Linked DNA regions of Homo sapiens: regions 2 and 3 are each linked to region 1. Evidence: chromatin loops called from intact Hi-C (ENCODE). Cell type or tissue: gastrocnemius medialis. All regions are shown on one strand.

Region 1 (8,000 bases):
CTTTTTTGCTCCTTTCTCTCTTTCCCTCTCCTTCTGGGACTCCCTTTACATAAACTTGATGGTGTCCCATAAGTCTCCGAGGCTCTCGTCATTTTTCTTTATTCTTTTTATCTGTCTGTTCCTCAGACTGGCTAATCTCAACTGACTTATCTTAAAGGTCACTGATTCTTTTGCCTGCTCAGATATGCCATTGAGCCCCTCTAGTGAATTTCTCATTTTAGTTATTGTACTTTTCAACTCCAGAATTTCTATTTTGTCCTTAAAAATAATTTCTGTGTCTTAATTGATAGTTTCTATTTCATGAGGCATCATTTTCATCTTTAATTGTTTTGATTGTTTTTTCTTTGGATATATTTACTATAGCTGATTTAAAGTTTTTGTCTAGTAAGTCCAATATCTGGCTTCCTTACAGATCTATTGACTTCTCCCTGCCCCATGTATGCCCCTTATCATTTTAGTTCTTTGTGTGTCTTGTATTATTTATGTATGTATTTATTTATTTAGAGACAGAGTCTTGCTCTGTCACCCAGGCTGGAGTGCAGTGGCATGATCATAGTTCACTGTAGTCTCTAACTCCTGGGATCAAACAATTCCCTCACCTAAGCCTTGGGAGTAGCTAGAATTACAGGCACATGCCACCACTCCTGGATATTTTGTGGGGTTTTTTTTTTGTTTTTTTTTTTTTTTTTGGTAGGGACAGGGTCTTGCTATATTGCCCAGGTTGATCTCAAACCCCTGGCCTCAAGCAGTCCTCTCACTTGGCCTCCAAAAGTGCTGGGAATACAGGAGTGAGCCACCACACCCAGCCAGTATTTTTTAAACAATATAATGTGGCAACTCTGGAAATCAGTTGTTCCCCCTTCTTGAAGATTTGTTCCCGTTGTTTGTTTAGTGACTTTTTTGAACTAAGATGGTAAAGTATGTGTTTTTTGTCATGTGTGATCACTGAGATCCCTGTTCAATTAGCTTAGTGACCAATTATAAATTTCCTAAAACGCTTGGCAACAATGCCTCTCCCAGTCTTTACTGAGGGGCTCTGTGCATATGACTTTCATGCTCAGCTAAGCCACCCACATCTCTGCCTTAGCCTTCACTTCCTGCTTGAACAGAGTCTCAAGATAAGGCAGAGAGTGCTTAGGGCCTTCTCAGGTCTTTCCTGAGCATGCATATAGCATTGTGCATGCATGTGGCCTCCTAGATTCCCAGGAATATGTTGGAGCTTTTCAAAGCAACTTATGGACATTTCAGTCTCCAGTTTTTTGGTTAGCCTGTTGTTTTCCCTAACTGTTATCTACTGCCTCAGACAGCCATGATGTTAATCAATCATCTCTAATTATTTTCAACAAACATCCCCAGGGAGAAAGACTATTTGCACTGGATGAGCTCAGAGTCAGGTCAAACAGAAACAGCTTCTCAAGTGGGGGTTTTCAGGGAATCACCAGACAGGTCAAATAATGACAACTCTCTGGGAATGGGCCTTTGATCCAACCCCATTCTCTCCCCTCCAGAGGCTACTGGGATGCTGATTTTCACTGTGATTACGGAATGTTGGTTTGCAAGGTTACCACAGAGCTGGGAAAGGGAAACAGGAATAAGGCAAGTTAAAACACCACAGAACTCACTGGTCCTCCTGAGATTCACCCATTTTTCTTGCTGGATTGCTGCAAGACTTTGGTTAATTTCCAGAGTTCTGAAAATGTTGATTCTGACCATTTCTGCCAGCCTTCTCATTACTATTATGGAGAAGATTATTTTTGGAGGTTCTTTTTCTATCATTTTTTTTCCTGATGTCTTTCAAAGTTAATATATGTAAAGCGTTTACAACAATATTTGGCACACAGGGCTACATGTATGTGCCATTATTATTATTGTTGTTAATAATAGATGACGGGCCACATATGAACCCACTTCCTCCCTCCAGAGAAGAGTGGTCCCAGGGAGCACAAGAAGGGCAGATGGGGAAGGAGAAAGATGTCCATTTGCAGAGAAAAGAGAGGGAAAAAGGCAGGAACATATTTTGGAAGATTACTGGGGGAAAGGTAGTGCTCAGTGTCACAAGTGTGGGAGGTGTGGTTCATAGCTGGTTAGGCTAAGAAGGCAAAGAGGTAGATCCTGTCAGGCTCAAGGCCAAGCAATGCCTGTTGGCCCCCTGCAATTGGTCCAGTCACCTCTCACCAGCCTGTCTCTTCCTTGTGTGGATTCTGCTCACTGCCCAGTCTTCTGCTCTGACTTTAAAAGGCAGATGGTTCCAAGGACGGGTGAACAGGACTGTAACAGCACGTCCCCATGTGTGGTCCCTGAAGAAGCTGCCTTGCCCTGCCCTGCCCTGCCCTGCCCTGCCCAGGGGAGTTGGCTGGAGGCTGTTCCTGTTTATGGGTGTGCTCAGCAGTGGCCAAGGGGCATGGGCATCCGGGCTATGCGATACCCTGCAAGCACATGGCCACACCTGTCACTCTCAGCCCTGGGACTTGGTGTTTCTACAACAGCTGGGCACTTATGAGTCTTCTGGGCCTCCAGTGGGGCTGAACAAGGGAGGGGATCTCTGGAGCAAGCAGGAGGGAAGGAAGAGGGAGCAGAGACAAGGGAGGATGGGGTCTGTGCTCTTTGCCTCACAAGCAGACTGCAAGATCTTTGGGGACTTAGCCCTAGTGTCCTTGAAGGACAGGTTTCAAGGAACACCTAGTCTGATAAAAGAGGAAATAATCCTGAAAACCAGGTGGGACATCACACTGACATCACTCTGCTCCACTGCCACTGTGGATGGGCGTCTGTAAGCCGAGGAAGGGATCTCACGTTGCTGAGAGTCAGTCCCATATTTTATAGAGGAAGAAGCAGAGGCTGAGATGAGCTTTGTCCTCCCTGGATGGTCATTTGAGGGTAGTGGGCAATGGCGATTAGATCCCTGGCTGCCTGGTCTCCATGAGCACTCTTTCCTCTAAAGTGCTGTATTTGCTAAGAATCCAGAAGCCTCTGCATTTGCAGAATAGAGGCTAGTCACGCGACTACCAGGTACTCCTGAAAAGGACCTTACCTTCAACGTGTGGTTCGGTCACACGGTAGGAAATCGAGGAATACGCTTAAATTACAGGGTGAGGAAATGCTTTGTAACTCTGACAGGGTCTGAGCTAAGACAGGATGCATAGAGGACTGAAGTCCTGACAAAAGGACAGGTGGAGGTCGGGCATGGTGGCTCACGTCTGTAATCCCAGCACTCTGGGAGGCCAAGGCAGGTGGATCACCTGAGGTCAGGAGTTCGAGACCAGCCTGACCAACATGGTGAAACCCCGTCTCTACTGAAAGTACAAAAATTAGATGGGTGTGGTGGTGCATGCCTGTAATCCCAGCTACTGGGGAAGCTGAGGCAGGAGAATCGCTTGAGTCCAGGAGGCAGAAGTTGCAGGGAGCCAAGATCATGCCACTGCACTCCAGCCTGAGCGACAAAGTTGTCTCAAAAAAAAAAAAAAAAAAAAAAAGAAGGTGGGGGCAGGTGGCTCACCTACAGCCTACAGCCATGTCCTGCTTCACAGACATTCAACCTGTGCAGCTGCTCCAGGCCCAGAGCCCACAAGGGCCCATGTGTGGTTTCATGTGCTGCTGTCACTGCCTTGAAATCCTTGGTAATTTGGAGCAAGGAACCCTGCATTTTCATTCTGCACAGGACCCTGCAAATTCCATCGCCTATGCTCTCTCCTCTCCTGCCTTGAGGCCAGGAACAAACCTGCCAGCCCCATGGGTCCCCCTAGCCTGAGGACACAGAGCCACCTAGCTTTTCTTTGCAGGGAGAGAGTGAGCAGGTGGGGCCCAGAAGTCCCTGGGCTGGTAGAGCTGCAGTTCCTTTCTTGAGCCTGCCCAGCTCTCTGCTCTGGGCAAAAAGCCCCAAGGTCCAGCCAGACAGAAATAGCTGGGACAAACGCCCTCGTCTTACAACCCAGCCCCAGCCACCAGCACCACACATGCAATTCATATCTTCTTCCCTGGGCAGAAAAGGCTGGGCGGCTGCCCTATTTCTAGGCAGAGAAACCTGCCTTCCTTCGCAAGGGCAACTTTGCCAGGGGGATGACGGGGAAGAGCAGGAGGTGGGGATCGGGACGGAGGGTGGGTACGTTACCCCCGGGCAGGGTGATGGGCCCGCAGGTCTTGCTGTCGTCCATGGGGATGCGCTTGGTACAAATCCGCCAGAGGCCGAAGTGGGCCGCCTCGCAGGTAGTGTTGTGGTGCTCCATGTGGGGGCTCAGCACAGCCCAGTGGTCGGTTACCACGGCTGTCATGGCCAGCACGATGCCTGCCAGGATGCAGAAGAGGGTCACGCGGACCTTCAGCATTTTGGTCTGGGACATGGTGGTCGCCGAGGCGTGGGTGCCCTGGGCAGGGTCCGGCGGCTGCGTCTCCTAGGGCAGGTGACAAGCCGAGCTTGGGGGGTGGCAGTGGTTGTCGAGCTGGGAGTGGCCACTAAGTTTAGTGTGCCTGGCTGAGCCAGAGTGGGCTGGCCTTGGGGCCGAGGGACGCGGGACGTGCTGAGCAGCTGCCCAGACGCGTCAGGGGCCTGAGGGAGGCTGCTATTAATGCCCATCTCCAGGCGTGGCACCGAGGACAGCTTCTGCTCGGGTTTCAGGGTTTTCTGCCCCTCTGGGAGCCAGAAATACCCCAGTGCGGCGGGGCAGGGTGGCAAGGAGAGAAGGCTCTGGATGGTAGATTGAGGCCTCTGTGAGTAGCAGCTCAGGGTGCCTGAGTTGGGAGAGGGCGAGAGGTGGGCAGCAGGGCCCCGGGGGTGGGGATCTGCCTGCTCTGGGCTGATGGGAAAGGGCAGCCCAGGCCAGGGGAGGAGACCAGGAGCTGCGGGCTGCACGGCTGTCCCGGGCTCCCACGGGGTAAGCCTGTTACCGGCAGGGCAGTGAGTAGGTTCTCATCCTGGGATCTGAGGGGCTAGGATTCTGTCTAATGACATCCCGGGAACCCAGTCCAGGGCCTGTGGAGTCCACCTCTTAGGCAAGCGTTTTAGCCACAAACCCCACGGCATCCCCCAAACCATAGGAAGGTTTTAGGTGGTTCCCAGGTCTGGCCTTACCCAACTCTGATCCCTCCACGAGAACATTACTTCCTTTTCAATTCTCTTTCCATCCCCAAAACTGGGTCCAGAGCAAAGCTCTGTTCGAGGTCAGTGTCATTATTGCCTGTAAAGTGTCCTTTGAAACAAAGCGAGAACGGCCCGAAGAGGACGAGGAATCCTGCTGGACTTGGTCATTCTGTTTTTCAGGGCACTGTTTGGTTTTGCCTTCTATTAACAGCAGGTGATAACGACTTTCCAGTTATGTTTGAATTTGAAAAATAAGTGTGTGAGTAAAAAAGAATGAATAGGTTGATTTATAGGGGATCATTAGGAGCTCATGGGCGTGCAGAGAACACAGAAAGCCCGGGATCGACCACCCTCCGACGGTCCTGTGCACCCGCCTGGCCCCCAGGCTGGTCTCCGAGGCTCCAGCCTCTACATCTCTCCTGGGTTGTGTCATCTCTTCCTTCTCGGCTCACAGGGTGGCCCTTTTTGGGTGTAGCCGAGAGGCTGACGCATGACCAGGAATAGCCTCCTGAGCTGGGTGGGGCCTTGAGCTTCAAAATCCTGGCCTCAGATTGACACGATTTACAGAGACTCTGCCCATGTGGACAGAAATGTTTCGGCCTCCAGCCTTAGAATCACAGAAAGTTCATGATGATGATAATCAGAACAGTGGCTCATCTTCAGTGAGTGCTTACTATCTACCAGGTACCCTGCTAAGCCTTCATCCATTGTCACAGTTACTCTTCACACCAATCCACAAGGGGACTACAACGGTTACTGCCATTTCACAGACAAGGACATGGAAGCTCAGAGACATGAAGTCACTTGTCCAAGGTCACACAGCGAGAAAATGAGGAATCCAGGTTTCAGGACCCAGAGCCCAAAGTCATAACGAATGGTTGGAACTGGGAAGAAACTTCATGATCTATTGTGACAGATTAGGAATCTGCAGCCCAGAGAGGAGATGTGAGGAGCCAGGACTACCTGGTGAACAGCCCCAGGGCTGAGCTGAACCCTCGCATCTCCAGCCACTGGCTTGTGCTTATTGCAGTTCCATCCAAACTTCCATATTTTTAAAATCAGTCTCTCATACATATTACAATCTCCTGAGAGCTTATCTCCCCACTGTTCTCATCTCTGCTTCCCTTCCTCCCTGTCCCCCCACCTCTGTGTTCCCTGTGGGTGCTAATCCATCACAACTGACTGATCACTGACTGACTGTTGACATATGCCACCGCCCCTGCTTCAGCTCGTGGAGAAACTGCCTGTCACCAGGTGGGTAGACCATCTCCATGGGGAATTCCCAGAAGCTGGGACATGGCTGCAGCCTCTGAGCCCTCTCTTGTTGTTTGTGGGGGCCCAGCTTCAGGATCCTGGCACCTGGGGATCTCAGGAGGTGCTGTACAGCTTGATTAGACCTACTGAGTGCCAGGCACCCAGCAAAGCAGTAGCTGGGGAGCCAGAAGAGGGTTCCAGTGTTTTAAGACAGAAAATCTAGAAAGAAGCTATTTAATTTTAGCATTACAAGTAAATACAGTGTCATTGGAAAAATGAAAGTGTCTTTTGAATTTCCTGGTGTGGTGGGGGTGGATGCCCTAAGCTCTTCGGTGCCAAGAGCCTCTGACGGCCTTGGAAAGCACCCTGAAAGGGCCCAGCCCAGAGGGTGCACCCAGCGCCAGCCATGATGACATTGCAGGCCCTTCAAAGATGCCAGGCCTTGGTGAGGACAGCAACCAGGAACTTCTGCTGCTCTTTCCCTCCATGGGGGGCAGGTTTGTGCCCCATGCAGGGGTCCAGAGTCCTCCGCCCCAGTGCAGTGAAAGCATTAAAGATTGATGGCCTCTGCCTTTTGAAGTCATCTTTGTGTAAGTCGCACCAGGAGACCCGCAGCTGCAGCTACTGCGGGCAGGTCCACTTTCTCTTCCCTGTTTACTGAAAGCTCCCTCAAATACACCTTTTCTGCTCACAGAGGTGCTGCCGCGCTGCCTGCCTGGTTCCCCAGGGGCCTGGAAGGGCCAGGAAGGGACTTCAGTAGCCACAGGCATTTGCTGAAAGTTGGGCAGGGCAACATCCATGTCCTCCCCCAAGATCTCACCCTTTCCAGGGCAACAGGGAGAGGAGCATCTCAGGGAGGCAGCATGCGAGAGGGGGACCAAGCTAGAGGGTGATGGAGCTGGCCAGCCCCGAGCAAATCCCTGCACTGCTTGGCTCCAGCTGTGCACGTTCCAGTAAGTCATTAGCCTTTCTAAGCTGCCTCTTGTAAAATGAAGGCAACGGGCCTGGCTGCGGAGCAGGTGGAAGGGCTGGAGGGAGTGCGTTGGACCAGCTTAGCCATAGTAGGCGCTATGGGCTGAATCATGTTTCCCCCAAGTTCATATGTTGAAGCCTAACCCCCAGTGTGATGGTGTGTAGAGGTGGGATCTTTGGGAGATAATGAAATGAGCTCATGGAAGTGGGGCCCTTGTGATGGGAGCAGTGTCTGTATTAGTCTGTTCTCACACTGCTAATAAAGACATGCCCAAGACTGGTAATTTATAAAGGAAAGAGGTTGAATGGACTCACAGTTCCACATGGCTGGGGAGGCCTCACAATCATGGCGGAAGGTGAAGAAGGAGCAAAGGCACGTCTTACATGGCGTTAGGCAAGAGAGCACGTGCAGGGAACTGCCCTTTATAAAACCATCAGATCTTGTGAGATTTATTCACTATCGTGAGAATAGCAGAGGAAAGACTCACCCTCATGATTCAATTACCTCCTACTGGGTCCTTCCCATGACACAGAATTATTACAATTCAAGGTGAGATTTGGATGGGGACACAGAGCCCAACTGTAGCAGTGTTCTCATAAGAGGAGACCAGAGAGTGGCCGTCATGCATTTAATAGAGTACTGAGTACTTGATTCAGCGAAGGACGTAATGGTAAGAAATCAATCGCCCTGGATGCCTGG
Region 2 (8,000 bases), 92 kb after region 1:
AACCTGTGCTTATAATTTTGATTTAAATACTTACTAAATAAACAATAACTTTTATTATGTTGCTCGTTAATACTCCCTGACAACTAAGTTGAAGCTACTGCTTATCCTCAACTGCCAACAACCACTGATGTCACTGGACTCCAGCACCCTTCGTAATACAGACCCATTAATTTATCTAATCCAGAAATACTGTTGTTGTTTTTTTTCCCCTTTTAGCAGAGCCCTCCCTATTGGTTCATATTGTCTCCTTGGAACCTATGTGGGTCTTCTTGGGGATGAAGACATTATTGAAATTTTTGCTGGTTGGGCACGGTGGCTCACGCCTGTAATCCCAACACTTTGGGAGGCCGAGGCGGGTGGATCACCTGAGGTCAGGAGTTCGAGACCAGCCTCGAATTATTATAAAATAATTCCAACACGCTGAAACCCTGTCTACTAAAAATACAAAAAATTAGAAAAAATTAGCCGGGCGCGGTGGCAGGCGCCTGTAGTCCCAGCTACTCGGGAGGCTGAGGCAGGAGAATGGCGTGAACCCGGGAAGCGGAGCTTGCAGTGAGCCGAGATTGCGCCACTGCAGTCCGCAGTCCGGCCTGGGCGACAGAGCGAGACTCCGTCTCAAAAAAAAAAAAAAAAATACAAAAAAAATAGCCCAGCGTGGTGGCAGGCACCTGTAGTCTCAGCTACTTGGGTGGCTGAGGCAGGAGAGTCGCTTGAACCTGGGAGGTAGAGGTTGCAGTGAGCGGAGATCGCACCATTGCACTCCAGCATGGGCAACAAGAGTGAAACTCCATCTCAAAAAAAAAAAAAAGAAAAGAAATCGTTGCTGTCAGTTGCCAAAACTCTCTTCAAATTCTTTTCTTGTCCAGGAAGTGGCGGCAAAGTGTGGTATACAAAAAGGGCTATGGCAAGCAACTCAACTCTTCCAGGCCCACTCATCCCAGCAATCCATTGGCAGAGTGGCACCTGCTTTGGTAGAGCTGCCATGAGATTTGAAGAAGACATTGGTGCCCTGCTGACCCAGGCAAGATGGTCTGGCATCAGCAGATGTCACCAGGAGATGTACATAACACAAAATAAGAAATCGAATTTACTCATGAGTGAGCAATGCTTCTGGGGCCTTGGGGGCCTCTTCAAGTGGTCTGCAGGATCACTGGGGTGTCTGCCCAGAAGCACTTGCTCCCTGCATGACTGTGGTGGGCCTCAGGGCTTCCCCATGCCACCCTGGCCCACCCAGGGCGGTGCCAAGCAGAGTGAGTTTTCAAACACTCGCATCTGGCTCTACTCTCAGCTGAATCTGATAGCAGACCATTTCCAGATAAACAGGATGGGAGACACATTGGCTTCCTAGAGGAGATACTTTAAATGCTCTAGATCCTTTAAAAATTCAAGGAGAGGAAGGGCGCGGTGGCTCACGCCTGTAATCCCAGCACTTCGGGAGGCCGAGGAGGGCGGATCACAAGGTCAGGAGATCGAGACCATCCTGGGTAACACAGTGAAACCCCGTCTCTACTAAAAATACAAAAAATTAGCCGGGCGTGGTGGCAGGCGCCTGTAGCTCCAGCTACTTGGGAGGCTGAGGCAGGAGAATGGCGTGAACCCGGGAGGCGGAGCTTGCAGTGAGCTGAGATTGCATCACTGCACTCCAGCCTGGGCGACAGAGCGAGACTCCATCTCAAAAATAAAATAAATTAAAATAAAATGAAACAAAATAAAATTCAAGGAGAGATATTCTTTTTTTTTTTTGAGACGGAGTCTAACTCTGTCACCCAGGCTGGAGTGCAGTGGCGCAATCTCAGCTTACTTAAACCTCCGCCTCCCAGGTTCAAGTGATTCTCCTGCCTCTGCATCCCAGGTAGCTGGGATTACAGGCATGCACCACCATGCCCGGTTAATTTTTGAATTTTTAGTAGAGACAGGGTTTCACCGTGTTGGCCAGGCTGGTCTCGAATTCCTGACCTCAGGTGATCTGCCCACCTTAGCCTCCCAAAGTGCTGGGATTACAGGTGTGAGCCACCGCACCCGGCCTCAGAGAGATATTCTTTGACTGGTGCTGTATCTGTTGGGAGTGTCATCACCTGGGGAGTGGTATGGCCCATGACTCAATTGCCCTCTTGCAGCCTTGGTACCCAGAGGTAAGGACTGAATTGCCCTCTTGCAGCCTTGGTACCCAGAGGTGAGACCTTGAGGCTGTTCTGCAGGTAAGGGAGGTAACAGTTCCAAGGTCCCAGTTCTGTGCATGGCTGGAAGCAGCTGCCTGGCCGGCTGCCTTGCTGGGCTGCTCTGCATACTCAACACCAGCAGTCTCTTGTCCTGGAAGATGGGTTCGTGATGGAAGATGATTAATAGCAGCTTGACTTTGTTAAACAGTTACATGTGCTGGGCACCCTAGGACAAGAAAAATGTTGTTATCCCCATTTTAGAGATGGTGCAACTGAGGCTTTGGGAAGGCAAGTAACTGATTCCAGGTCACAGCAAGTAAGTGAAAGAGCAAGGACTCCAGTCTAGGACTGCCTGTGTCCAGGGGACATAGTCTTCCCATAGCTCAATAGTTTTCAACCCCGGATGCCCTTGGCAATGACTTGGGAGATTTTAGAAATATATGCCCCACTCTCAGGTATTCTGACCATGCTGGAGTGGGGCTGGGCATTGATATTTTTTGAAGCTCCCCAGTGGTTGCTGATGGGCAGCCCAGGCAAGATCAAGGGCACAAAGCCATGATGCCTTTGGACCCAAGATCTCCTGGAAAGTGTTTGATTTTCACCAGAATTCATCTTTGGCAGATACAGCCTGGCTCAGACTCTGGTAACTATCAAGGAATGTGGGGCTGGGGGTTCCTGGATCCATTTGGCTGGCTCTGCCACAGTGAGTACAGAAGACAGCAGTTAAGCTGGTGTGACCTGGGAGATTCCATAAGGTTCTTATTGCTACCTCTAGCCCTGCTGCCCAGCCAACTCTCTCTGTCCCCGGTGTGGGTCACACTGTCCCCAAAGGTGGGAAATGCCCATCAGGGAGAATGAGGGAGGCCTCTGGCTCTGCCTTTAGAAGGCTTCCTGGGAGGGGAGAGCTTGAGATGCAGGGGCCAAGCCAGCACCCTCTCCTTTACCAACTTGTCCCACTGGGAATTGTCGCTGAAGAAGACTCTTAGAGGCTGCCGTGGAGAACTGGTCACCACCCAGGTGGTTTACCTGGGGAGCTGGGGAGCTTTGGCATCAGACCAGAAGACTTGAAGGGTGAGAGTGAGAGAGAGGCTGGTGGGGGTGCCTGTGAGGTCCTGTATCCTGGCTGCTCTCTTGGGATGCTCCAGCCCCATCCCTGGGAGCATCACAGAGCCAGGACCGGAGGCTGCCAGCCTGTGGCTCCTCCTCCCTCTTCCTCGGCCAATTCCCAGCAAACCACCCGCTGTACTTGCCAACGGAGCCAGATGCTGCTTTGGGGAAAATACCTTCTGGAGTTTGTTGTCTGAGCCCTCCTAGCTGACACCCACGGTGGAGAAGACGTGTCAGGATAAATGGAAAATCTCTTCATAAATATTTGAAAAAAAGGCAAAAAGGAAAAGAAAAAAAGAATACCCCCCAACTCCCAGCGTTTGGGAGCATCTTCATGATTGTGGTACCAGATGGAGGAAGCAGGTCATTAGCGTTCATCAATTTGTAGTGGGATCCCAGCAAGAGGGCCTTTCTGCGGCTGCAGCCAGGAGCCCCGTGCTCGGCTCCTGGGACTGCGGGCACCAAGGGGCGCCTTGGCTTGCTCTGTGTGCCCAGGGGAGGGACAGGCCTGCTGGAGCCTCTGATGGGAGCCGTGGGGCAAGCACAGATGCCCAGCTGGCTGGCGGGGGAGGGTGACCTGCCCTTTATCCATAATGCATAATTGTGTCTTTAAACCCAGCTGCTTTGGGACTTGATTACAATTGGAGCTCAGGAGCAAGTAGCTTTTAGGGGAGCCCCTGGGAGACGAGTGAAGAGGCCCCGGGGGGTTGAGGTGCTAAGTGGATAGTGCTGGTGCCCACACAATGTGGGGAGAGCAGCACACCCCAGCAGGAAGGCCCAGGGGATGGGGACCTGCCTCCCAGAGAGGGGCTCAGCTGGGGAGACAGGACACTTTCATGCTGAGGCAGCAGTCAGGAGTCCCAAGGCCCCTGTGGAAAAGGGCCCTTCTCAGGTCTGGTGATCAAAGAAACTCAGCACCCAGGGAGAGCACTTGGCCTTGCTCGTGACAGCCCCAGTTCCTGCCATGTGCATCCCTGTGTGTTCCTGGAGCCGGAGCTGCTGCTCTCAGTCCCAGGAGAGCCTGGCCTTTGGGCTCCTCAGACACTTTTCTGCTTGTCCCCCTGCAATGTCACTTGCCTTCCTCCAGGGTCTGGTCCTTGCCTGTCTTGGATCAGGACAGGCAGACTCTTCATACTGGAGGGGGGGATGGTCAGCCGGGCAGGGCCTGGGATGGGGCAGGGTCTCTAGGAGACAAAACCTTGCAGAAAACCTTCATAGGTAGAGAGAAGTCGGGTTCCTAAGACTAAGTGTTGGTGGCTGTGGTCAGCTTGTAAAGGCAGACGTGTTCTGAGGCCTTCGAAGGGTGCCATGTACCCCTCAAAGGTCCCCTCTGCCCTGGACCTCTCTGCCTGGATTGTGGGGCACACAGACAAACCTCCCACTTTTTGACCCCCTGTAGTTTCCAGAGGGGGTGGCCCTCATTGCAGGGTGGCAGTGTGGAGAGGAGGCTGCCTGTGACCTAAGGTGTGTATGGCAGGATGGGAGGTCATAGCAAGCTTGACCAAGATGTTTAGAGCAGCATTTGTTGACCTGCCTCCTGCTCCATGCTGGAAATATTCATTGCTTCTGGAAGGAGGTAGACCGGCCAGGCAGGATGCCTGAGAGGGGTGCGGGCCTGGAGGTCGCGCTGTGCCGCCTGGCTCAGTGATGGTATTTATTTATCTGTCTCTGCCTTGGCTGGCAGAGGCATAAGAATGGCTTCAGCCTCGAGGCTGGATTGCTGTTCACCTTTGGAATGTTAAGTCCGCTTTTAACTATGACTCAGCTTCTCTTCAGTTTATTCACTGTGAGTCACCTACCTGACATGCTGTGTTATGGACGCATCCCTAAATGACCAACTTAGAGAAACTGGCGGTGAATACAAACAGCTACCACAGAAGGCTGGTTGAAAAGCCAGGGCTTTGTTCTCTGACCCAGCGTTTGAGTTACACTTGGTTCTCCAATCAACCAGAAATCGCCGGGTACTCACTCATTCATTTTCTCAGTTGGTGGATGAAGTGGGTTGAATTGTGACCACCCAAAAAGTATGCCTGAGTCCTAATGCCCAGAGCCTGCAAATGTGGCCTTATTTGGAAAAAGCGTTTTTGCAGCTGTAACCAAGTTAAAGATCTTGAGATGAGATCATCCTCAATTAGGGTAGGCCCTAGGTCCAATGACAAGTGTCCTTAGGAGAGAAGGGGAAAAGACACACAGAGGAGAAAGCAGAGATTGGAGCAAGGTGCCAGCAAGCCCAGGAGCACCGCAGACTACCAACAGCCCCCAAACTGAGGGAGAGTCGCGGAACAGGTTTTTCCTAGAGCTTCCTCAAGGAACCAACCCTATCTGCACCTGGATTTCAGCCTTCTGACTTCCAGAACTGTGAGAAAATATGTTTCTTTTTTTTTTTTTAAGCCATCCGGTAATTAGTTACTGCAACCCTAGGAAATGAATACAGTGGCTATCCGAGGGCCTTCCGGTGCCAGGCACTGTGAGCACTACTCAGAATGGAGCTGTGGGCTGGGCACTGTGGCTCATGCCTGTAGTCCCAGCACTTTGGGTGGCCGAGGTGAAAGGATGGCTTGAGCCCAGGAGTTCCAGGCTGCAGTAAGCTGAGATTGCACCACTGCACTCCAGCCTGGGTGATGGAGCAAGGCCCTGTTTCAAAAAAAAAAAAAAAAAAAATACAGCAGTGAACTGTGTAGGTGTGACCCCAGCCTTCATGGAACCTCCCATTCAGAGAGGGAGACAGACTCAAAAGGGGAATTGCATAAAGAGGAATTGCATGACAAGGCTTCTGAGCAGGAGGCAGGTGCCATGGAGTCTATTTCCTCCTTCCAAACCTACTCCTTCTCCAGCTTCTCCATCTCAGTACAGCACCACCATTGGCCTGTGGCTCAGGCCACAGACCACAGGCAACTCATCACCAGATCCTGCCAGTGTTATGTCCAAGATGCATTTCTACCCTGTCCACTGTTCCCTGTCTTGCTGCCGCCTCCTGGCCAGGCCACCTGCTTCTCTCCTCTGGATGCCTGGAAAACCCTCCTCCAGCGACACTGTCCTTCTCCTTCACAATTGCCACCTACATTCCCTCAATGCGTTCTCTCCTTGGCAGCCAGAGGATCTGTGCAAATGTCAATTACTTCACTTGTCTGCTGAAAACCATGTCAGAGAGTCTTCCCGTGCACTGAGGGTCAATATGAATGCCCACACCTGGCCTGTCCTATGTGATCTGGTCCTTACCTGCAACTGCACCTTGAGCTCAGGTTCCCTTTTCCCTGAGAGGCTGCCACACTGGCCACTGTCCCTCCCTCCAATCTACCAAGCTCCTTTCCAGCTCAGAGAGAGTTCTTCTTTCTCTCAGGTCTCAATTCTTGGTTTCAAGTTCAAGTTCAGTCTCAAGTTCAATCTCAGCTGAAACATCACCTTCTCAGAGAGGCTGTTCCAGACCAGTAGTCTGGATGGCGTGCTCCTCTCTTCATAGCTCTCACCCCCATAATCAACATCAGGATTTGCATGTCAGTGTGTCTTTGCATGTCAGCCTGTCTTTCTCATACCTGGCAAACTCCAGGAGGGACCCAGGTCTGTTTTGTTCAATTCTGAAACTCCACCACCTAACGCATAGGGCCTGGCATACAGAAATGCTCAATAAATTATTCGTTGAGTGAAAAAGTAAATGAATATATTTTCTGAGCTATATGGTGAGGAGAGGAGTAAAGAAGAACCAACACTTGTATGGTAAACGCCGCAGCTCCCGAGATCCTACAAGTTTGATATGACAGCAGAGTTGGAAATGTAATTACTTTGTTTTTCTCTCTCTTCCAAATGCCTTGTTTTTAAAGTTGGGTGTTTTGTGTTTTTTTTTCCCCCCTGTGTTAAGTAAATGTGTGTATTAACCCTAAGGCAGCAGAAAAGGAAGGGTTTGCAGGCTTAGTGAAAGCATGCTGCAAAAGTCAGACCCCAAGAAGGGAAAAGTTCCCATCAAATAGAACATCTGAGGGAAGTTAAAATGCACTTGCAGAAATAAATTGGTTGCTGTAGCAACCAGCTCTAGTTCTCCCCCAGAATAAAAACACAGAAAGAGGAGGGGAGGAGGGGGATGCTAGCTAACTCTGATCTAGGCTTAAGAGAAGGAGCTGTCCAAATAGAATTATGGGACAATATTGTGAACCGTGTCACGTTACCAGCATAAAATGACGTTGTGCATGCTTGCCTCGATCTGGCAATGGACTCTCTTACTGGGCTTGATTCATCATTTCCGTTGTCTTCCTGGCTGGCTCCTGTGGGTGGTGGAGTATGTGACGCCTGCCAGACAATGCCTCTTGTCACTCTCAAAGTCGTACACCAGCTCCTGTGTTGAAGTGCTCCTGGAAGCCTGCACTTTAGAGAGACCGCGTGGTGTATCCTTCTGTAATGAGTAATCGACTTCTAACAGACCCTCCTTGCAAATTCAGATTTTTACCTATATATGGTTTTCTAGAGTGGCATCCACCCACTTGTGCCAGGAGAGTTCACTGAAGGTACCAGAGTGGGGAGTGAACTCGCAGGGGTGATTCTCCATTGCATGTTTGGGGTTCGTGAAGAAAGGCAACCCACTTATGGGGGAGAAGGGCAGACACAGGACCCTGGGTCTGGGCCAGGGTGGGTCGTGTGCAGACACCACGGCCTGGATAGATTTTTCGTGAAGTGCGGTGGTCACGGTGAGGAGGCAGCCCAGCCTCGGCGGGTTTTCTCTGAACAGATGATTTCCAGTGTGTG
Region 3 (8,000 bases), 53 kb before region 1:
ATTTAAATGGAAATGGTTGGTTACATTATGTTTCACTTGTTTTTTCTTTTTATAGTAATTTTGATTTTCTTGTGACAAATGAAATACATGGCCAGCACAGAAAATGTAGAAGTTAGAGAAATTATTTATAATTTAACTAGACAAAGATACCTACTATAACATTTAGCCTTTCCTAGCATTTATAGATGTGAATGTATGATCCATTAATGGAGGGAGATTATTTGTTGGGAAAACTTGAAACAATTTCTCTCTGCCCTTCCCCCAATTGCTATGCCCACCTATATCACCACTGAATGGGATCTTGGTCCCATTCTGTAACATTTTTTGCTACTTTCAATTTTTAGACTATTCTCATGTAGATAATTAGGCTTAACTCCATGGATTTTCCTTCCCCACCTCAAACGCAGCAAAAGCCATGGCCCTTGGCTGCTTGGCTAAGGCTGGACATTGTGGTCTGGCAGTACTGCCTGCATCCTTTCCCACTTCCGGTCCTTACAGGTGTGATGGGATGAGGAGGACAACAAAGGGCAAAGTGCCATCTTCTCCTGAGCCAGGCAGTAGACCATCCCCAATTGCCAATAGATTGATAAATTGCTCCAATTTGATTTTAAATGCCAGTGTAAGCTTGGGATTAGTGTTTACATTTTCTCTAGACGTTTAGCCAGTTGTCTTCCTGTCTTTTTGGAATTATTACATTCTCACTAAAGAGATGTCACTTTCCAAATTCTTTGCAATAGCACTGTATCATACTTGCTCCGAGGGGTGGGGGTAGTGCAAAATGAAATGCAGAGAGAAACAACAGAAGTTAATTCTTGACCTCTGAGCTTCCAAAAGTTCAGTTTTTAGTAATTTTGGCATGATTAAGGATTTTTCAAAGGTAATTTTTATCTGTGTGGGATTTTTCACTTTGCATGATAATTTAATACTCTAACCTCTGAGTAAGATGTATTTCTTCATTACATATTGTGATCTATTTCTGGACTTTGTGTTTTTCTTCATCTATAAGTTTCTGTGCTAGAATTATACTGTTTTAAGTTTTGAGATTTTGTGGCATTCTAACCCAGTAGTTTAAAGTCTCCCTTATTACTTTTTCCCTTCCAGTTTCTATATGTGGGGCATGGAGTGGATGGGGGAGGAGGGTCATTCTGTGGTTTTACTACTAAAAAAAAATTTAAAATAACTTTATGAACTCTTTCCTCCTCCTCTGTCCCACCTCTACACACCCTTCTTGGCTTTTTATTTGAAATACATTAAACTTGTAGCTTAAATTGAGGGAAATTTTATCTTTACAAATACTTCTCATTTAATTTATTTCCTTCTTTCCTCCCTCCCTTTTTCTCTCTTCTTCTATTTTTCCTTTTTTTTTTTTTTTTCTGAGACGGAGTCTCGCTCTGTCACCCAGGCTGCAGTGCAGTGGCGCTATCTGGGCTCACTGCAAGCTCCGCCTCCCGGGTTCATGCCATTCTCCTGCCTCAGCCTCCCGAGTAGCTGGGACTACAGGTACCCACCACTGCGCCCAGCTAATTTTTTAATATTTTTAATATTTTTAGTAGAGACGGGGGTTCACCATGTTAGCCAGGATGGTCTCAATCTCCTGACCTCGTGATCCGCCTGCCTCAGCCTCCCAAAGTGCTGGGATTACAGGTGTGAGCCACCATGCCTGGCCTCTCTCTTCTTTCTTTCTCTCTCTCTCTTATTTTTTGAATGTTCCTCTTCAAAAATCTGTAGCATCTTCATTTAAATCTTGAGTATTTCCAATATTCTTAGAGTGATGTGTTTTGTTTTGTTTTTGTTATTAATGGGACCTTTTTTTTCCATTATACTTTTCAGTCATTTTATCTTCAGGGACAAATTCTCAAAACGATTATGTAGCAATGTTGATACTGGTGCAAAGGAAAGCTTTTGCCATTTAAGATGTGCTTCACTATGGAGTAGTTTGATTAAAAGTGCTCATAAGGAATAAATAGAAAATCCTTTTTGAAGGCATCTTTGTAAAAGTCTCGGAGTTGGCTTGTGAAATGGCTCATTTTTGTGTTGTGATATTGTAATGGCTTTCTGATAAAAATGGAATGCTAGTAAGTCACTTACTTTGATCAGCTTTCAGTAAATCGACATTTACTTACATCATCTTAGAGATGACATACATGTTTCAGTGATGTGTCTGCTTTGAACTATTTCTTGTTCTGTGTGTTGGTTTTTCAACAGAGACACTTTGAGCCATCTATTTTCATTTTTTCTTTCAAACAACTCTTGTTTTAAATTAGTTGATAATTTTAATTTCAACATACTGTTGTCTAATCATCGTGACTCCCCCAATTTCTCTTTTTTAGAGGAAAGTATTGTACAGATGTATCTTGAAGATTATAATCTTGGTTGATTATTGCCTATTCTCACTTTAGGAATAGATGGTGATAGCTTATGACTTGTGTTGTATAACGAGGTAGAAATATTGCTGTCTTCTCTGACATAGCTTCTCAAAGAGATCATTAATGTATGATATCTAATAAACCATCTAATGCATGTAACAGTGATCAGCAAATTAATAAATTAGACCTCTATTCATGCTTAAATTATCAAAGCTAATCATTTAAATGAGATGTTCTATTTTAATTAAAATTTCTGGCACCATCGTTAATGAGACTTAGAATTTCAACTAGTGTATTTAGCTCTTACTTGGTGATTAGCTTTGATGGCATAATTATAAATAGAGCCCTTATTAATTAAGTTGCTGACCTTTCCCCAGTTATCTATTTATATACACACAGGTGAAATGGCTTGATAACGTCATATATTAGAGGTATATCTTATAAGACAGTGGTAAGCAAATTAGGAGTTTTTACTCAAACTAAAACTATCTTTAACAGTAAAAATTTATACATGAGTTTTGTAGTTTAGTTTTTTCCTTCTTTCTTAGATTTCCTGTATTAAATGGCTTTTGAAATGTTAGCATTACATTTTAATATTTGGAAAGAAATATTAGCAGAATTTGAAAATCGTGATTATATGTGTAGTACCATAATCTCACAGTAAAACATGAAGCATATTTATAAACACACAATCATATATGGAGTTGATACTGAACTTCACAGAATCTCTTTAAGAATCTCTCTGGCAGGGTAAATGAGCCTTTAAACAACATTAATGAAATTATTTAAGACCTGAGGACTCTAAAATTAAACCTGAGCATCAGTCATTGGTAGGGTTGCCATCCGAAAATAAAGGAACAATCTGATTGGCTGAAGATGTATGTAGAAGGAATACTCACTTCCCGAAACAGAACTGGGCGAAAGCAATAGGAAACAAAGTCAAGAAATAAGAAAAGAAAATAAAAGATAAGAATAGAAACAAGAATAAATAAGAAATGAGAACAGAAAGGAAGGAAAGTATGTTTAAACAGCCTAGGGGCCCACAAAGCTACAGTGTTGATAGAGATGTAAAGGGATTTCTCTGTCAGAAATATTTTTCTTTTGTAGGCTACAGATGTTTTTCTAAAATTTTGGTTTGGGGGCCTTTACTGTATAGGAAGTACCCTCTGGCAGAGGAAAAAAGGACATTTTAAACTTGTTGCCCAGAATCCATTTCATTGCAGTCAGTTAGCATGTCCTATAGTTTTCTGGATTTAAATCACATAAATAGGCTTGGATTTGTCATCACACTTGGAATATTTTAGCGAGTCTATCAAATTGTTGATGGTTGTTAAAGATGATAGATGTTGTTTGGACATTTTTATTTTTACTTTTTGAGATGGAGTCTCGCTCTGTCACCCAGGCCGGAGTGCAGTGGTGCAGTCTCGGCTCACTGCAACCTCCGCCTGCCAGGTTCAAGCAATTCTCCTGTGTCAGCCTCCCAAGTAGCTGGGATTACAGGCACCCACCACCATGCCCAGCTAATTTTTCTTTTTTTTTTTTTTTTAGTAGAGACGGGATTTCACCACGTTGGCCAGGCTGGTCTCAAACTCCTGACCTGAGGTGATCCGCCCACCTTGGCTTCCCAAAGGGCTGGGATTACAGGCGTGAGCCACCACGCCTGGCTTTGTTTGGACATTTTTAATTAAAAGTTAAAATATATTCTTATTGAAAAAGACTTTGATTTATCAAAGACTTTAAATCTTGTAACTTTGGAACTAGTCAGGCCTTAAAGATCATTTAACTCCCCCCTTTTAAAAGGAAACCGAGGCACAAAGATATTAAAGGACTTGTAACTTAAGCAGTTATTAACTCAAGGGAGTGGAGACTCCTGACAGTCCCATGCTGTTTCTGAAGCATCACACTGCTCTTCAGATCTCTATTCCATGAGTAAGGTTTATTCTTAGAAAATGAGAAATGATTGCAATTACACAGAACTAGATGTGGGGGAAAAGCAAAATTATGTTCTTGTGAAGAATTCAATCTTCAGTTGTGTAAAATTTGCCTTTTATTTTTTCTGGGTGGTGGGGAGAAAGGGAGCTAGTTCATTTTAGAATTCTTGATTTCTTGAATTGTATCCAGTTGTAGCTGCTAAATGTTTGACTGCTCAAATGATTAATTTAGAGATCTCAAATATCAGAAATGTACTTAATTTCTCCACATTCTTTAAGAATAAAACACATTCTCCAGCATTACATTTTTTCCAAAAGCTGGAAAATTTATTTAGTTTTAATAATTATGAATCTTCAGAGAAAATTCAAATAGTTGTGGGTCAAAGAGTAAACTTTTACTGCAAACTATTTTATTTCCTATCCACCCCAACATTTGCTCATTGTAAGAGCTGTTGTGCTCTATAATTGTTAATTCACTGTTTCATATTCAAGAACAGTAAACAAGAGTCAGATAGATTCAAGGTAGCTCCAAATGTCACAGCAGTGAACCTGACGTTTTTCTCTGAGATGTAATATTGTATTCGTTCTGGTATCCCTTCTATGACCTTGTATATGGATGTATAGGAAAATAATATTGCTTGGTAGGAAAATACTATTTGTAAATTATAAGTGCCCTTGCCTCTGAGATGCTTCAAATGGCATTTTTTAAAATTTAGACCCAAATTGATTTTGATGCACTGTGTTGCAAAGTCACATTTATTTCAGTATATGGGCATGCCTTGTTTTATTGTACTTTGCTTTATTGCATTTCACAGATATTATAGTTTTTACAAATTGAAGGTTTATGGTAACCCCATGTTGAGCAAGTCTATAAGCGCCATTTTTCTGACAGCACGTGCTCACTTTGTGCCTCTGTATCACATTTTGACAATTCTCACAGTATTTTAAACTTTTTCATTATTTCTTTATCTGTTGTGATCAATAATCTTTGATGTTGCTATTGTGATTGTTTTTGAGCAATCAGTGTTATGTGTATTCTGACTGCTCCATTGACTTGCTGTTCCCCCATCACTTAGTCTCCTTGGGTCTCCCTATTCCCTGAGACACAACAGTATTGAAATCAGGCCAGTTAACAATGCTACCATGGCCTCTATTTAAGTAAAAGGACAAGTTGCATGCCTCTCACTTTAAATCAAAAACTAGAAATGGTTAAGCTTAGTGAAAATGGCATGTCAAAAGCTAAGACTGGCCAAAAACTAGGCCTCTTATAACAGTTAGCCAAGCTGGGAATGCAAAGGAAAAGTTCTTGAAGGAAATTAAAAGTGCTACTTCAGTGAATATACAGATGATAAGAATGTAATGAAACAGCCTTATGGCTGATGTGGAGAAAGTTTGAGTGATGTGGAGAAAGTTTGAGTGATCTGGTTAGAAGATCAAACCAGCCACAACATTCCCTTAAGCCAAAGCGTAATCCAGAGCAAGACCCTCACTCTCTTCAATTCTGTGAAGGCTGGAGATAGATGAAGAAGCTGGAGAAGAAAAGTTGGAAGCTAGCAGAGGTTGGTTCATGAGGTTTAAGGAAAGAAGCCATCCCCATAACATAAAAGTGCAAGGTGAAACAGCAAGTGCTAATATAGAAGCTGCAGCAAGTTACCCAGAAGATCTAGCTAAGATCATTGATGAAGATGGCTACACCAAACTACAGATTTTCTGTGTAGACAAAACAGCCTCTTATTGGAAGAAGATGCTGTCTAGGACTTTCTCAGGTAGAGAGGAAGAAGTCAATACCTGGCTTCAAAGCTTCGAGGAACAGGCTGACTGTCTTGTTAGGAACTAATGCAGCTGGTGAACTTTAAGTTGAAACCAGTGCTTGTTTACCATTCCAAAAATCCTAAGGCTTTGAAGAATGATGCTGAATCCATGCTGCCTGTGCTCTATAAATGGAACAATAAAGCCTGGATGACAGCATATCCATTTACAGCATGGTTTAACCCATGTTTTAAACCCACTATTGAGACCTACTGCTTTGCTGGTGGGCGGGGGAGGGGGGGTGGGATTTTTTAAAAAGATTCCTTTCAAAATATTACTGCTCATTGACAATGCAGTTGGTCATCCAAGAACTCTGATGGAGCTGTGCAAGGACATGAATGTTGTTTTCATGCCTGCTAACACATCCATTCTGCAGCCCATGGATCAATGAGTCATTCTGACTTTCAAGTCTTATTTAAGAAATACATTTTGTAAGGCTATAGCTGCCACAGACAGTGATTCCTCTGATGGATCTGGACAAAGTAAATTAAAAACCTTCTGGAAAGGATTCACCATTCTAGATGCCATTAATGATTCTCTGGCTAAAAAATTTAAGAACAAAAAATATATACTGTATTGCTAAAAAACGCTTTCTTGTTGTGATTGTTGGGAAGAGGTCAAAATATCAATATGAACGGGAGTTTGGAAGAAGTTGATTCCATCACCATGGATGCCTTTGAGGGGTTCAAGAAGTCAGTGGAGGAAGTAACTTGCAGATGTGGTGGAAATAGCAAGAGAACTAGAATTAGAAGTGGAGCCTGATATGACTAACTTGCTGTAATCTTATGATTGAACTTGGGTAGATGAGGAATTTCTTCCCTTTTGTTTTGAAGAGAAGGGTCTTGCTTCGTCACCCAGGTTGGAGTGCAGTGGTGCAATCATGACTCACTGCAGCCTTGACCTCCTGGACCCTGGCAATCCTCCCACCTCAGCCTCCTCAGTATCTGGGGCTACAGGCACATACCACCATGCCTGGCTAATTTTTTTGTTTTGTTTTGTTTTTGGTGTTTGTTTGTTTGTATCTCACTATGTTACCCAGGCTGGACTTGAACTCCTGGCCTCAAGTGATCCTCCCACCTTGGCCTCCCAAAGTTTTGGGATTACAGGCGTGAACCACTGAGCCCAGTGAGAAATTTCTTGTTATGGGTGAACAAAGAAAGTGTTTTTTTGTGATGGAATCTACTCCTGGGAAGATGCTGTGAACATTGTTGAAATGACAACAAAGGAGTTCAAAGGATTTAGAATATTCCATAAATTTAGTTGATAAAATACTGGAAGGGCTTAAGAAGATTGACTCCCATTTTGAAAGAAGTTCTGTGAGTAAAATACCATCAAACAACTTTGTGTGCTATAAGGAAATCTTTTGTGAAAAGAAGAGTCAACTGATGCGGCAAACTTTATTATTGTCTTATTTTAAGAAATTGCCACAGCCACCTCAGCCTTCAGCAACCACCACCCTGGTCAGTGAGCATTTTTTAGCAATACAGTATGTATTTTTTGTGATTAAGTTTTTTAGCCAGAGAATCACAAGCAATACATTATTTTAAAATTAAGCCATATACATTTTAAAAAATGTCTTAAAGAGTGTCTCACTATGTTGCACAGGCTGGAATGCAGTGGCTATTCATGGGTGTGATCATAACTCACTTAAGCCTCAAACTCATGGGCTCAAATGATCCTCCCTCTTCAGCCTCCCAAGTAGCTGGGCCTACAGGCATGTGACACCATGCTTGCCTTTATACATTGTGTTTTTTTAAACATACAATGCTATTGCACACTTAATAGATTATAGTATAGTATAAATATAATTTTTATATGCACTGGAAAACCAAAAAATTTACGTGACTCACATTATTGCAGTATTAGCTGTATTGCAGTAGTTTGGAACCAAACC

Evidence for each region. A loop is a pair of places that touch in the nucleus more often than their neighbours do. Peaks named below come from ENCODE experiments on the same cell type or tissue, not always from the same donor. Only the 100,000 strongest peaks of a DNase experiment are listed, where the experiment ranks them.
Region 2: a loop joins it to region 1, with 3 times the contacts of the local background. A loop is called at or near these places in 3 of 110 quality-filtered maps.
Region 3: a loop joins it to region 1, with 2.3 times the contacts of the local background. A loop is called at or near these places in 3 of 110 quality-filtered maps.

The regions. Positions count from the first base shown.
Region 1 is chr17:67,040,998-67,048,997 of GRCh38, reverse strand. It overlaps CACNG1 (calcium voltage-gated channel auxiliary subunit gamma 1), which reads right to left and starts at 4,444. Exons shown (of 4, transcript NM_000727.4): 1 at 4,109-4,444. The coding sequence starts at 4,337. In gastrocnemius medialis, a CTCF peak has its summit at 3,753; DNase peaks (open chromatin) are centred at 2,417, 3,857, 4,487, 5,547 and 2 weaker places; H3K4me3 peaks cover 2,584 bases; H3K27ac peaks cover 6,980 bases.
Region 2 is chr17:66,949,227-66,957,226 of GRCh38, reverse strand. No RefSeq gene overlaps it. Among named protein-coding and RNA genes, the nearest start is that of CACNG4, 11 kb to the left of the region's middle. In gastrocnemius medialis, no CTCF peak of the experiment used is centred here; a DNase peak (open chromatin) is centred at 4,945; H3K27ac peaks cover 1,484 bases.
Region 3 is chr17:67,094,485-67,102,484 of GRCh38, reverse strand. The region is part of intron 31 of HELZ (helicase with zinc finger); the gene reads left to right. Among named protein-coding and RNA genes, the nearest start is that of CACNG1, 54 kb to the right of the region's middle. In gastrocnemius medialis, no CTCF peak of the experiment used is centred here; a DNase peak (open chromatin) is centred at 4,244; H3K27ac peaks cover 4,249 bases.